Regions from separate parts of the Homo sapiens genome. Here region 1 is linked to region 2. Evidence: chromatin loops called from intact Hi-C (ENCODE). Cell type or tissue: IMR-90. All regions are shown on one strand. Each heading gives the region's core, and the rest is flanking DNA. Links, peaks and the distances in the headings are about the cores only.

Region 1 (8,408 bases), core at 88-8,087, 59 kb after region 2:
ACAACATGAGGTGGCTGCCATTGCTCTTTCAGTTTAGGCTTGGCTAGCAAAAAGTGGCCTTGTTGGGTACATGAAGCCCCCCATGTAGTCAAATTTTTTAATTTTTCTTTTTGATGTACTTTTTTTTCCCCCTTCCCCCTGCCTTTGTTTTGCAGCTGTGGGAATTTCAACCAATTTAGAGGCCTTGTTCCCCATAATTTGAGACTTTCCTTCAGATTTGACCAAACCTGATAGAGTTGGTCAAACCCAATGAAAGGAGGGCCGAAACAACAAAAGGCAACAATAAAAACAGGTACAGGCAAATAACAAATTTAAAGAAAATAAGCAAATGATCACACAATGTATACAATTACTGAACACTCTAAAAGTGAGGAAAAATTAAGACTCACTGATTGTCAACCTAAACCTTTAGTCATTAAGCAGAAATTTCAAGCCCAAGTCCCAACTCAGCAACTTATCTAGGAATGGGACACAGGCTGAAGACTGCTCTCTACAATCTTAGAAGCAGGAAAAAGACTCAAACTTGCCTTCCTTGGTGGAAGCAAGTGGAAACTCCAGAAAAAAAAGTTAAACTGCTCGTCTTTGTCACGGAAGCAAGGAAATTTGCCTTCCTTATTGGAAGAGAGCAAAACTCCAGAAAAGGAGGGTTGTTTGTTTGTTTGTTTGTTTTTCTGTACAGCAAAATGAACCTTAGATTTCACTCCAAATTTGAGAGATTCTCTGGAGTGGGGAAGCTCTTTCACCTCAGCAGATTGTCCTCATGGTTTGAGCAATAAAGAGCCCAAGCTGGTAACAAGCACTGAGAGAAGATTTGTGAAAAGTCAGGGCACCTCCACCCTGGGTCCCTTCCATTGATCACCAATTTGTAAACCAAAAGGTATCTGAGACAGGTCTCAAGTTAGAGATTTATTTTGCCAAAGTTAAGGATCGTGACCTGTGACGCAGTCTCAGAAGGTGCTGAGAACATGTGCGCAAGGTGGATCAGTTACAGCTTGATTTCATTCATTTTAGGGAGTCTCCCAACTTGAATAGATGACTCTCTCAACCTAGGGGATTTCAAAGAAATCTGAAAAACTAGTTTAGACCATGATGGGAAAGGGGATTGGACATGCCTCATTATACCCGCTTCCTTTTGGAGTCTAGATAAAAGTGACCAATCATTAACATTACAATAGAGATCCTAAGATTGTTTCCATGACAATGGAGAGCAGTTTAACTCCTTTCTGGAGTTATCACTTACTTCCGTTGAGGAAGGCAAATTTGAGTTTTTTTCTTGCATCTAAGATTGTAGAGAGCAGTCTTCAGCCTGTGCCCCATTCCTAGACAAGTTGCTGAGTTGGGGGTTTGGCTACTCCAACCTGACTCTGGTATAATGTCAAATGACAGATAATGGGCCCTGAAGGAAATAAAAGTATTTTATCCCAAAATATACTTACTCGACATATTTTTTAATAGCCCTGAAAAGCTATCTTTGGTGGGGGAATTTACATTTTTTAGAGAATCTTCTTACTTAAGGAGTTCTTTCCAAAGAGTCTGATACCTTTTAATGTCCAGTAAAAGACATGCACATCTATCTCTCTGACACCTGCTACTTGGAATCTTCATCTACCTGACAAGAATCTTGGCCTCCATAATCCCCTACTTATCTTAATTCAAGCTGACTTCATTTCTTTATGGAAAGCTTGAGTTTTCCAATGAATTGCCAACCAAGAAATCTTTAAATCCACCTATGACCTGGAAGCTCCCTGCTTCAAAATGTCTCATCTTTCCAGGCCAAACCTATGTATACCTCAGATTTACTGATTTATGTCTTCGCCTGTAACTTCTGTCTCCCTAAAATGTATAAAATCAAGCTGTAACCATACTGCTTTGCCCACATGTTCAGGACTTCCTGAGGTTTTATCACAGGTCATCATCCTTAACCCTGGCAAAATAAACTTCTAAATCAATTAAGACAGACCTCAGATACATTGTGGTTTACAATATAAATGTAAACAAGCATATATTTTAAAAAGAAGACCTTTCTATGTGTGGTGAGATGTGCAAATAAAATACCAAGGCTTTCAACACAACGTATATACCTCATAGTTCATTATTTTTGTATGAATGAAAGGATGTTCAAATACCATGCATGACTATTTCCAACACCTTTGCAATTTTCACTGTTTGAGCATTAAAGTAAACTTTGCAAACATAAGATTTTCCTTGCCTGCTCAATAATCTCATTTCTTATTCATGTTTCAAATAGAACAAAACTGCCAAACCTTACCTTTGAAAGCCATTTTTCAGAGAAATTGCCTTTCAATATTGTGTGAGCTTCTGAGTTTATGCAATCAATAATAAACCTTTAAATGCTTTCTTGGAATATATAACACATTTTCTTGTTGTTTTGGATAAGAACCCAAATATTATATTACATTCACCTAAAATTTCTTTGCTCTTTCAGCTGCATGAGAATGGTTACTTCTGTGGTGTATTTTATTAATATACTATTTATTGACAACTCTTTCTTACACTGGACCAATGCTGGTTTTTGATTAGTTCATATTGGGGATATATTGAAACTTAATCTTTATTGTCTCTTTTAATTTAATATGTACAGCTGAAAAACTTTAGTGTTATCCCCGTCACTTGTCAAGGTATCTGTTCTGCATTCTGCCATTACTTGGATTTTTCATTAGGTAAGAATCACCTTATTTCCCTATGCTCCAGTTCCTCTCAAAATAAATTGAAATATAGTAAGTTTCTTTGTAGGACTTTTAGGACTAAGAACTCTTCCTGGCAATGTGTTTTAGACCACTTTAATGAGTGTGACCTTAAGTTTAAATTTTCAGATTCTCCAGCTGAATTTTATATGAGGATATCTTGATTGGAATAAAAAGTAAATAAAAGTGTAAACACCTATTCATACAGCACGTTAATTAAATTGTACAGCTATTATAGAATGCTGTTTTAAAGAATATTTACTGCTATTGAGAAATGTTTATAACTCCCCAACATTAGAAGCATTATAGTAAAATTTAAGTGCATCAAATACAGCACATTCCATGGCAAAAATAACTATTTGGCTGTTCTGGCTCTTTGCCCCTAAATTAGCCTTGATAATAAAGTTTATTCCAAAAGAAAAAAAATGTGTCTTCACTAGCACTTTGTAAGTGTGTTTTCTGCAATACAAGTTCTATAAAAGATTAATTGGTGTTCTGTTAAAGGGTTCTAACGCCAATAAGTTTGAGAAATAAATCAAATAAGATCAAACAGGATTTTAAAATTACATGAGACCCCAAAACTTTTAATGTATTGGTAGTCATTTTGGACCTTAAAGAGGGTAAAACAGTTTATACTGTGATGAAACCCAGTTATGTCATCTTTTTCTTTCTTTCATCATCAGTACATTTTGTGTTCTGTCCAAGAAATATTTGCCTACTCCAAGATTGTGAAAATTTTCTCCTATGCTTTTTTTTAAGAAGTTTTATCATTTTTAGCTTTTGTATTTAGATCTCTCAACCATTTTTAGTTAACTTTAAGTATGATGTAAGCTGGGAAATTTAGAGTATTTTTTCCACCAACACATCCAGTTGTTTTTACATCATTTGTTGATAAGATTATTCTTTCATTCTCTTACTTAGGCACAATTGTCAAAATCAATTGGCCATATGTGTGTGGGTTTATTTCTGGCCTCTCTAGTCCGTTCTATTGATTTGTCTATCTTTATGCCATGAATATACTTGATTATTAAAGCTTCATATTAAGTCTTGATATCTGGTAGTACAGGTCTTACAACTTTATTCTTTTTCAAATGTATTTGCCTCTGCTAGGTTCCTCATTTGCATTTCACTTTTAGTATCCCTTCATCAAGTTGTACAAGAAAGCCTGCTGCGATTGCATTGAATCTATAGATATCTTTGGGAAGAACTGACATCTTTACAGCATTAAATTTTCTAATTCATAGACATGGTATATCTCTCCAAGAATTTATGAGGGGTTGGCAAACATTTTCCGTAAAGAGCAAAGCAGTAAGTATTTTAAGTTTTGCTAAATTATTTGGTCTCTCTTGCAACTTCTCAATTGCAAAAGCAGCCATAGCCATATGTAAACAAATGAGTATAGATGTATTCTAAAAACAAAAGCAGAGCATGAACAGCAGGCCATAGTTTACCAACCTCTAATTTATGTCATCTTCAGTTTCTCTCACCAATACCATAGTAGTCCCTCCTTATCTGTGGAGCATACATTCCAAGACCTCTGGTGGATGCCATAACTGCAGATAGTACCAAACCCTGCATATATTATGTTTCTTCTTATATATACCTATCTAAGATTAAAGCTTAATTACAAATTAGGCATAGTAAGAGCTTAACAATAATAACTAATAATAAAATAGCAAAATTACAACAATATGCTGTAATAAAAGTTATGTGAATGTGTTCTCTCTCAAAATATCTTATTGTACTGTACTCACATATTTTAAACTGTGGTTCAGCTCGAGTAACAGAAACCTTGGAAAGCAAAACCACCAATAAGGCAGAGGACTACTGTATTTTGTAGTTTCAGTGTACATGATGTCAACTTTATGCTTAAGTATTCTGTATTGGATGCTTTTGTAAATTGTAGTTTTTAAATTTTAATTTCTTATTATTAATGGCTTAAATAAGAAATTATCATTGATGTTTACATATTTATCTTGTATCCTGGGACACTACTAAATTCACTTATCATTCCAGAAATTTTTGGTAGGTTCCTCATAAATTTGTTGTCTGCAAATATAGACAGTTTACCTATTTCTTCCCAATATTAGTTATTTATTTAAATATTTATTTATTTTTGTTACTCTTCATTGTCTAGGATACCCAGTTCCAGTTGAATAGGAGTGATGAGAGGAGACATCTTTGCGTATAGCTAACTTTGGAGAAAGCATTAATCTTTCTCTAAAAATAAGGTGTTAGCTGTAGACTTTAGGTGGATGCCTTTTATCAGGTTGAGGGAGTTTCCTTCTATTTCTATTTTGCTGAAGTGTTCTATCATGGCTGAACACTAAATTTTTTCGGATGGTTTTCTTCTTTATTCAAATAATATGGAAAATTACATTGACTGACTTTCAAATGTTAAATCAGCTACACATTGCATGGAAGATCTCTAGCTGCTCTTGTTCCTTATTATACATTTTTGGATTAGATTTGCTAATATTTTGTTAAGAAGTTTTGTGCAATGTTTAGAAAAGATGTAACTATATCTGCAGATTTATTTTCTTGTAATATCTTTGGTTTTGGCAGAATAACTCTGGACTTCTACAGTAAGTTAGAAAGTGTTTTTCTCCTATGTTTCCTTAAAGAATTTGTGTATGATTGGTATTATTAATATTTTTTCTTTAATTGTTTAATGAAATTTGCCATTGAAACCATCTGGTCCTGGAGTTTCCTTTGTGGGAAGGATTTTAATTATAAATTTAATTTCTAAAATAGACATAGATCAGTTTAAACTTTTTTTATGTGAGCTTTCATAAATTGTGGCTTTCAAGTTTGTCCTTTTTTATCAAGTTGTCAAATTTATTGCCATAAGGCTGTTTTTAATATTCCTTATTATCCTTTGATGTGTACAGTATATTAGTAATGTCTGCTGCTTCAATGCTCATGCTGGTAATTTATATTTTCTCTCTTTTTTCTTAATCAATTAGCTAAAAACAATTTAGCTAAAGATTTACTAATTGTATTGATCTTTTCAAATAAGTAACTTGTTTTCTTTCCTTTTCTTCTTCCATTACAGCTCTTGTTTCCTTTAATTTACTTTGTGTATATTTTTCTTTTTCTAAAGGTAGGAGCTTATTCTATTGATTTTGATCTTTTTGTTTGTCATACGAGTATTTATAACTATAAATTTCTAAAAGCCGTTAGCTGCGTCACTCAAATATTGGTATGTTTTGTTTTCGTTATCATTCAGTTCAAAGTATTTTATAGTTTCTTCTGTGATTTCTTCTTTGATCTGTTGTTTATTTAGATAAAGACTTGTTGTTTATCTTGGAAACTTGTCAGAACATACCTTAGGAAATTGTTAAGCACTGTTCTTGCTTACATTTAGGGTATAAGGCATGCTTAGAATATAAAGTATGAGTAGAGAATAGACTCAGGATTGAATCTATGTATATACACAATCTGTATTCCCCCACAGGTTATAGCAGATTTGATTTCATTTCAGAGAGTTATTGAGATCCAAGATGGTGTCACGTCGGAGGGAGTGGCATAAATGTGAAGGAGAAAGTTTCAGTATCAGAACAGACATGATGCTACAGGTCAGGAGAGCCTTTAGTTGAGGACATCAAGCTTGACGCATAATAAAAACTTATAAATGTGACAAAGCCAAAAAGCACACAAGTCTCAAATAAATAAAATAAGTAATCACGAAGAACTGCCATAATATGACTCTGCTATATAATTAGAGAATATTTAGCAAAAAATTATAGGATGTATGTTAAATATAAACAATGCAAAAGAGAGTAGCTTATTGGTATGGCAAAATTTATTGATGTGTTAAATAGATGGTAAGTTTGTAACCTGAAACACATGTTAAAGGTAGAATAAATGAAATATATACTAGAATGAACAAGCATATTACTTATAATAGAAAAGGATAGAAAGTTGTAGTTATGATCATGCCCTTTTCATGCAGGCATTTTTAGATATAATCTTTAAGTTGGCTATTATTGGTGACATCCAACATGGTCCCATTCTAACCTATTCACATGTTTTGTGTTCATGAGGTGTAGATAAAACCCATAGTTGTTTAGGAGGCTAATTGAAAAAGAATTTTGCTCCTATGTCTGTCTGATATGGTTTGGAGTTTTGTCCCCTTTGAATCTCATGTTGAAATGTAATCCCCAGTGTTGGAGATGGGTCCTGGTGGGAAGTCATGAAAGTCAAAGGGAAACCTTGGGGTCGTGAGGGTGGTTCCCTTATGAATGGCTTGGTGCCCTCCCCATGGTAATAAGTGAGTTCTCCAGAGTTCACATGAGATCTGGTTGTCTAAAGAGCCTGGCACTTCCTCTTTCCTCTCTCTTGCTCCTGCTCTCACCATGTGACATTCCTGCTCCCACTTCACCTTCTGCCATGAGTAAAAGCTCCCTGAGGCCTCCCCAAGAGCTGAGTAGAGGCCTTTGCCATGCTTCCTGTACAGCCTGCAGAACTATGAGCCAATTAAACTTCTTTTCTTTATAAATTATCCAGTCTTAGGTATTCCTTTATGGAAATGAAAACAGACTAACACACTCTCTGGGAGAGTGTGTGTTTTGGCCCTAGGTAACTTCCGTCTGTGCATTCCATTCTTATTCAAACCTCAGCCTTGGTCCCTGTCACCACAGCATCAGCAGAGAAGGTTGACATGGCAGAGACTGAGAAACATAGGGAGGGAGATAGCTGTGTTTATGTGAAGATTATATAATTCAGGATTTGGGTAGTGAGATCCTTTCACACAATTGTACCCTACACTTTGTGTTAACCTGGTACCCCATTTTTTTACATCTCATTGTGTGTTTTAAATTCATTTAATATACCATGTTATTTGGGCATCTTTATTTGGTCTGCAAGTTTTTCTATTCTGAGACTTTTAGGGTAGTAACTGGAGGCTACCATTTCATCAAGGTAATTTCCCACACAACCATAATAACAAAATCAATGATATTTTAGCCAGTGATCAGAACCCTATATTGATACTTTAACCAGTAATTAGAACTAATTTTAATATATATTATGAAGAAATTTTAGTTGACAATTTAATGAAAAGTGATTGTAGGATTAAACACACATAAACCACAGAATGAAGTTACACAAATATACAAATTATCAAATCATTTCATGATAATGGAAAGAGCTTTTTTACATACATACATATATACACACATACATACACACATATCTATAAGTTTCTAGATTTTGATTCTAGCAAGTATTTAAACTATGAAACAAGAGGGTTTTTTTTAACCAAGATTAATATAACAAATATTTATTGAAGGCCAACTATTTGCTAGCCATAGAGTCAAAACCAATGCCAGTTTAACTTTGTTAACATAAACCTATTATTGGTATTGACTTGATTTACACTTTTTGTAAAGGTTATTATGTGTTGTAAAAAATGCGTGAATTTTAATCATAGAACAAATTCAAGGAATATGTATTTGCCATGTTTTAGCCAATATATGTGAAGAGAAGTAAAATTCCTTTTTACAATTTGTCATTAAAATAAATGCTGACAAGATCCATTACATACATTTATAATATACTCTCAGATTATAAATCTAAATAGGTTTATTAATGTTTTGTAACTAGATTTTAATTGTTAAGGTCAACATTAAATGACTGTTCAGAATAGTACTGGTAGCATATGAACTTGTCACTTTTTTCTACTTAAGCCCCTTCCGCCCT
Region 2 (8,408 bases), core at 81-8,080:
TTTTTTTAACAGCGTTTCCAGGTCATGAGTTGCTTAAGGACGGGAATTCTTTCTGAGAAATGCGTGATTCAGCAATTTCATCCTTGTGCAAATATTATAGTGTACTCACACAAACTTAGATGGTTTAGCTTACTACACACCTAGACTATATGGCATAGCCTATTGCTCCTAGGGCTACAAACCTGTACAGCATGTACTGTACTAAATACTGTAGGAAGTTGTAACACAATGGTATTAGTGTATCTAAACATAGAAAATGTACAGCAAAAATATGGCATAAAAGATAAAAAATGCTACACCTGTGTAGGGAACTTACCATGAATGAAGCTTGCAGGAGAGTAAGTTGCTCTGAATGAGTCAGTGAGAGATTAGTGAATGAATGTGAAAGCTTGGGACATTACTGTAGACTTTATAAACAGTGTACACTTAGGCTGAAACTACCTTTGCAAAAATTATAACAGTGAGAAAATTATATCAGTGAAGAAGATCTGATCTGGCCAACCCCCTTCTTGCCTTTGATCTTCAGTCTGCCCTTAATTATTCCTAGGCCTAGGCCAAGCTAACTTTAGGAGACATTTAGTTGATAGTTTAAGTGGTAGTAGCCCTTCTCTAAAATTCAACCACCTTTGAAAGCTAATGAGAGACCACCATGCTAGGAGGATAGAGGAGCCTGAACTCTGCTAGGTTATACACAATAAAGGATTGCCAGCCACAGTTCCAGAGGTTACAAGATATGCAACTTCTCCAAATACTCCTGCAGATAACATCACTATTGTAGAACCTAAGATTGGCCTTTCACAGGGTTTTTGCATGCCTGAAGACCAATGGCTCCACCTAGACCTGCCATCCTCTCCTGTGGCTGCACCCAGAAGTGACTCAGTGCACATGAGGACAATTTCCCATTCTATATGATTACAACCCCCCAAAATCAGCAGCAAGCACCCATTGCCTAGCCACCCTCACCCCCTCCCCTGAACTATCTTTGAAAAACCTTAGCCCTCAAGTTATTGGGGAGGCTGATTTCAGTAACAATAACCTACTGACAATAACCAACAGCCTACACAGGGTCAAAATAATTAATGTCGCTGCTTTCCACCTCTGCATCTTGTCCCATGGGAAGTTCTTCAGGGACAATAACATTCAAGGACCTGTCATCTCCTGTGATAACAATGCCTTGTTCTGGATACCTTCTGAAGGACCTGACTGAGACTCTTCTAGAGGAATAGGTTTGTTTACAGCAGCATCACCACAAATATGTAAGTAATCCCTTACCTTACCACATTATAATAGCTACGATATCACTAGGCAATATAAATTTTGCAGCTCTATTATAATCTTATGAGACCATTCTGGTATGCGGTCCATCACAAATGTGGTTGTTATGCAGCACCTAAGTGTAATTGAGAATATTCTTCTCTGATACTACAGTAAAACTTGACCAATATTAGTTTCTAAAAGATTAGTGTGGAATTTGACAACATACCAACGAGCTTTTTACACTCTATTACATTAAAATCCATTGTCTAACTAGCACTTTTAATCAGCCATTTACTCTTACATGCTTTCGTAACTGTGTACATTTGGAAAATATCAGTTCAGTGAGTTATGAATATTTTCCAAATGATATATTCCATTATACATCAAATAATCATATTATTCAATATCACTACTGACCTCATCAGAAAAGTTACTAAGTATTGGGCAACTGTCAAGTTCATAGGAACAGACACAAGTTTTCTAACAATTTAAATTTTCACTTGTAAGCTCAAATTTTATCATTGCCAATAAATACTGTCTGTTGTTTTCTTTGAAGGATAAGATGTCTTCCAAATACCTAAGTATGAATAACCTGAGTTTATCTGTCATTCATTTTTTCAATAAAAGTAGTGTTCCATTAAAAAGCAGCATGATCAGTTCGCAACTTGAATGATCACAAGTGCTCCTCCTGGAGACAGCCATTGTACTTCAGTGTATAGAAGTGTTTTATTTGTACTTTCCATTTCCTTATACAAAATATATTCGAAAGATGTTTACTCAATGGTTGATATTTAATGAAAAGAATAATGTTTACTGTTTCATCAAGGACATCAAGGGCATTCTTAAGTGAAAGCGACTTTTTTTTTTTTTCTGTGAGAGTACAGCAGGAAAAATTGCAGTGACTACTGTTACAGTTTGGTGCCTAAACAATGGCCTAGCTGCAAGTTTCCCTCCCCATTCTGATCCTACAGATAAGGTGCCTTAGCCAAGTAATCCTTATCAAATCAAATGAATGTAATTCCGGCTTATCCTGAGTGGTAGCTTTCAGATCCCTGCCAAACTATGGAATTATTTAAATAAGACAATGGCATCTTCCCTTGGGAACCAGGGGTGCCCCACCTTCTTGATACTACCAAAGCCTGCCCCCCGACAACCCTTTATTTGTTCACTCTCTTCCCAAGTGTTACCCTCATGTGGCCCTAACATGGTGCGGTGTGCTCCTACTCCAGGCTGTGAGTATGTGTGACTAATATACCGTGGTCGATCTCATCTGTTCAGTGTTGGGTGTTGTATGTTTGGTCATCTCCATAACCTTAGGATGAGAATTGCTCCCTCATCAACAACTGAAAAGGAGGTGATCAACATAAGCACATGGAATATTTCATCACCATTTGCACTTGTTGTCAATAATTCAAACAGGAAAACTTCTATGATTGGTTGGTACTGATTCTGTATGAATACAGGTAAAACAGCAAATAAAGCCAAGCCTGTAGATTTCGCAAGGCAAAAGTACAACTCTGCAGATATTAACTCAGCTTCCATGATTGCAGCTAAATCTTTAATGTGGCAAGTTACTGTGTCATTGGAAAGTGTCAGTGTCATGATTTACTTTACTAACTTTTCACCAGTAGGTATTAACAATGTCAACCATATAAGGCTTTATTAGTCTCTCAGCTATTGTATGTGCTTCTCTAGCCAATGCAGTATATAAGTTATTCTGTAAGATGCGTCATTGGCTTCTTCATTTTGAGTTGAAAAGCTGTAACAATTTTGAATTTTAAAATAGCTTATCACATCTACATTTAAACTGTCCAATTCTTTATATTAATAACCCCAAATGATTTGTCTCAAAATGATACCACAATGTAACTGGCAATATGATACTATTTGAAAACGTTCTGTTGAATAAGATACAGTAAGGTAAATCAGTAGTACATATAATCCCTAAGGGGAAGATAGCTTTTGTCAAATAATTTTTATTTCTTATTTATAGTATTATCCAATTTCTTTAGAGTAGATTCCTCCCTTCCATTAATCATAAAACTCTAAATCATCTTTTTCAGCGTCTTGAGAAATAGACATTGCAGCTGAAGCACAGGAAAGCACGTCTTTTGATTCCCCTTTTTCAGGCCAAGAATTCATCCTTAAATACAAGAAAAAATAGTATAAGTCAATTATACTTACTTTAGAATAATATTACTTAACTAAAATAATAGTATTAGGGAAATTTTTAAAAATTAGAAAAATTTTCAAACAATTAAAATATCAATACTAAACAAGAACACAATGTACACTTATTTTGTTTTGGGTTTCTATAGAAATATAAGGAAAATTTCAGGATTTCAAAATAATTATATTTTGGACAATAATGAAGTAAAAGATTATAAAAGATGTAAAAAAGATAACTAAAAAGGGCACATTAGAAATACTGAGATAAATATAAATTAATATCTCAAAATGCATATATATGCACACATTCTAAAGCTATTATCTTAGAGAATTCTACAAATTCCTGAATATAAAGTCACACATTCCATTAGTTAGTAGAAAAATAAAGTCACCACGTCATTTACCCTTTAAAAAACTCCACTGTACACTTATGAGAGAATGAGAGTAAAAAGATAAATAGACAGTAACATTTGGTATTAGTATGAAACTGCCGTTAATCTTCCAGATCTCCCAAAGGTCCATAGCAAACACTTTAAGAATCACTGATTTAGAATATCTATATTTTAAAGACCCCTAATTTGCTATTGACTCGCTCAGCCAATAACTTTACTACTCTTTCTTCTCTTTTATTTTCGTCTAACATATGAAAAGCCTTTACAAATATTTAAGAAAATAAATGAATAACACCCCCCAAAAGAACTGGCAAAGCATAAGAAGTGGCAATTAACATATGATGATATGCCAGTTGTCCTCAAAATATATGAAAAGATACACAACTTCACTAGTAATCAAAGAAATATAAGTTAAGATGAAAATACTTATTTCTTATAAAATATCTGAAAAAAAGTAAAACACTGATAAGATCAGGCATGACAAGGGTATGGGGGAATCTGTACCTTCTCAAATTAAATTAGAAAAGCAAATAAAAATTGGAACAGTTCGCATATTCTTAAATTTAATTCTGTAACTATAAATTGGTACCATCTTTCTGAAGAAAAACTTGGCAATGTCTTCCACTTCTGGGAATTTATCCTAATGAAGAAAGTGGATGAGAATTTAAAGATGAATGTATTGTGTTTTTATATGTATATATGTATATACAAATATATATTTGTATTTAACTGACATAGTTTCTATAATAGTAAAGAAATTCAGAACAACCAGAATATATATCAATAGGGATTGGTTATAGAAATTTTGGTGCCTCCACACAATGGAACACTATTCAGCCATTAAAGAGAATGAAAGAAATCTTTATCATTGCTAGAGATGGAAACCCAAGATACTTTAAGTAATTAAACATAAACAACATGCTATAAAAGTGTATAAATATTATGTTCCTATTTAAAAATTAATATAGATGTGAAAATTCATAGACAAGTGATATGCACCACAATGTTAAAGATTGTATTTACAGCTAGTGAAATTGCTGATGTTTTGCATTTAGTTTGTAAGGCAATATTTCTCAGTAGCTGTGTGTAAGGGAAAGCTTTTTTCCCCTCAGGGGACATATGGCAATACTGAGGACATTTTTGATTGTCACAATTGAGGAAGTGCTACTGGCTTCAGGCAGGGAAAATTCAGAGATGTGGCTAACCATTCTACAATTATCCATGACAAAATGTCAATAGTGCCAAGGTTTTAAGGTAATTCAGGTTAACTTTACAAATATCTCTGGGGCTGCTATAATGTGCAAGTCACAGGGAATACAGCAATAAACAAGAGATATAGTGGTTTTCCACAGGAATAATATTTGTAATGCTTAAATACTGTATTAGGACTCCTTTATAAATAAGTAAAAATCATAAAGTTATATTAATTTGGGGGTAAAAAGGGTGAGTCCTTTAAAAAGTATTCTACGTTTAATCTTTTAATTCCACTGAATGGAATTTTTTAATGTAATCACAAGAAATTTTCACAAAGATTCATGTGCACTTTCATTTTATGAATTATTAATTATAATAGTGGAAATTTGGAAATATGTGCAAAAGTAGTGGTGTGAAAAAATAAAACATGAACATTCAGCCGATGGACTATTATGCAGCTTTTAAAATTCACATTAAAAAATACTGATATGAGAAATGTTCATTGTATAAAGTTAAACACACCACAAATCTCTTAGTACTGCATGATCCTAATTATTAAAAACACACACAGGGAAAATACTAGCAGGAAATATGTCAAAAAGAGTTATGAGTGGCTCTCTCTATGGTGTATTATGGGCAATTTAAAATACTTTTCTTTACAGTCTCAGTACTTTCTAAATCAGCTAAAGTGAAAATATATTATTTTTATAATTAGGAAAAAAGACATACCATATTGATTACTATGTGTAGTGCCCTATATTCATATAGAAGAAAAAGGAGATACAATTTTTCTACCCTTGAGAAGCTTATATATAAAGTTGGAGAGATGAGTCGTACATTCATGGAAAGTTTATAATTAAGAAAAATAAATACAACAGTTAAAAGAAAAGATAGAAACAAAGTTATTTTGAATATCTGCTAGTCTGGCACTGTGCCAGATGCATTCACCAACATCACATTTCATGATGCCACCAGTCCTGTGAGGCTGGTAATGTTATCCCCATCACAGCAATGAGAAAACTGAAGCTCACTGAGATTAAGTAACTTGGCATAGGCCACCCACAGATATTAAGTGCTAGTGCAAGGATTCAACCCCAGGTCTGAGTCATTTTTATAAAAAATGATTGTTTCCACTTTGTGTGCTTTTCATTCTGGAGGTACAAGAAAAGATTACCATAATCATTAACCTAAGCGTTTCAATGGGAGCCATGAAAACTCACTCATTTTTCTCAAGAGATGTCGGTATAGGCACTAATCAAATAAGCTGACAAATATGTTTTAATTTATTCAAGAAATAGTTCAGTGGAAGTCTTGCGTGTTCAGTATGTTATGAGTACAAGATTTTTATATCTGAGACTCTTGTTTTAAAAGTCATAACATGAATCTCTGCATAGTCATCCATTGCTTCGGCAAAAGGGGAGTTCTTAAACACCCAAGGTGAAGCAGTGACGTGTGATTAATGGCTGCAAGCCGGATTACTTCTCAGATCGTCCTCCATATCTACTTGATATAACTTGGCAGAAAGTCAGAAAATAAATGTTTTAATAAATACTGCTTTCATTTGTAACAGATTTCTGCTTGAAAAGGAGTGGGCAGTCCTGTGTCCGTCCTCCCTTTCTTTTGTCTATATTACAGGGTCTTGGTCTCCATTTTCTCTGACATGGAAGTATTTATTCAAAATAATGGTTCTCACTTAGATAGGGGAGTTAGATCTATCACTCTTCCCCAAAAGCACCACTAAACCTAATTCTCTGTCTCTGTTAAACAAAATATCACCTTTGTCTGTTACTGAAAAATGTCTGCTGGTAGCTGAAGATTTAATTGTTTCTTCAAACCCCTCCATTACAAGAAATTTAGAATTTCTTCTGTTATTTAACTTAAATCTTTAACCATGCAAAAGGATTTGGGAGTAAAGAAGAGGGGGAAAAATGTGGGCTGTGTTTTATTTTTTAAAAGACATTAAATTTTTTTTCACTGTAACTTTTATACGTTAAAATACAAGTTTATGATCAGTAGTCTTATTATTTTAAGGACTATCTTCATTTCTCTTTTAATGTGATGTTAAATGACTTGGGAAGTAGAGAATTTCTTCACTACTAGAAACACTGAACTCTCACTTGGAATTTTGCCAACACATCTAGTATCTTGAAATTAAACATTAATTGATTTTCTTATTTTAGAATATTAATAATATCATCATTTGAACGTGTACCTTAAACACTGCAAAATCAGTATTTTTTCCCTCACTTTCTAAATGAGCACACTGAAGCTCAAACTTTAAATAAATTATTCTGATTCATATAGTGGTACTTATTTGACTTGAAATTCTAACCTAGTGTACCTGAATACAGCTTCCATGCTCTTCCATACACCATGCCCAGTTTTATGTCAAATACAACTGAAGCAAGTGAAAATATACTCAACATCACTAATCAGTAGGGAAATGCAATTTAAAACCACAATGAGACACCACTTTACACCCATTAGGATGACTATCATGAAACAAATAAAGAAATAAAATCCCAGAAAAACTGAAAACAGCCAGTGTTGGCAGAGATGTGGAACAGTTGGAACCCTTTTGCACTGCTAGTGGAAATATAAAATGGTGCAGCCTCTGTGGAAAAGAGTATGGCAATTCCTCAAAAAGTTAAACGTAGAATTACCATGTGATTCAGAAATTCTGCTTCTGGGTATATATTTAAAAGTATTAAAAGCAGGCATTCAAACAGGTACTTGTCCATTGGTGTTCATAGCAGTGTTAATCACAATAGCTAAAAGATGGAAACAATCCAAACGTCCATCAACAGATGAATGCATAAAGAAAATGTGCTATATACACACAGTGGAATACTATTCAGCCTTGAAAATCAACGGAAGTATGATACATACTACAACATGGATGAACACTGGAACATTATACTAAGTGAAATAAGTCAGACACAAAAGGACAAATATTATATGATTCCATTTACATGAGGTACTAAAGATAGGCAAATAAAATGATAAAATTTGGGTTTACAAGGCCATCTCTCTGACATATATTCAACATTGAGCTTTGGTATTGGCTGACAATAAAGTTGTATTCAAAATATGAGACCATTGGCTGGGCATAGTGGCTCATGCCTGTATTCCCAGCATTTTGGGCTGCTGGGGAGGGTGGAACACTTGGGTCTAGAAGTTCAAGACCAGCTTGGGCAACATAGTGAGACTGTCTCTACAAAATATACAGAAAAAACAGCCAGCCATGATGATGCATACCTGTAGTCCCAGCTATTTGGGAGGCTGAGGTGAGAGGATCATCTGAGCCTGGGAGCTCCAGGCTTCAGTGAGCTATGATTGCACCACTGCACTGCTGAGTGACAGTGAGACTCTGTCTCAAAAAAAAAAAAAAAAGAA

Evidence for each region. Peaks named below come from ENCODE experiments on the same cell type or tissue, not always from the same donor. Only the 100,000 strongest peaks of a DNase experiment are listed, where the experiment ranks them.
Region 1: a loop joins it to region 2, with 2.0 times the contacts of the local background. A loop is called at or near these places in 2 of 110 quality-filtered maps.

Annotation. Positions count from the first base shown.
Region 1 is chr4:141,624,036-141,632,443 of GRCh38, forward strand. No RefSeq gene overlaps it. Among named protein-coding and RNA genes, the nearest start is that of IL15, 8.3 kb to the right of the region's middle. RefSeq lists an enhancer at 895-1,609. In IMR-90, for the core only: no CTCF peak of the experiment used is centred there; no DNase peak of the experiment used is centred there.
Region 2 is chr4:141,565,525-141,573,932 of GRCh38, forward strand. LINC02276 (long intergenic non-protein coding RNA 2276) reads right to left here. Exons shown (of 4, transcript XR_939262.3): 3 at 4,408-4,458; 4 at 3,214-3,400. Among named protein-coding and RNA genes, the nearest start is that of LINC02276, 7.4 kb to the right of the region's middle. In IMR-90, for the core only: no CTCF peak of the experiment used is centred there; DNase peaks (open chromatin) are centred at 3,827 and 6,047.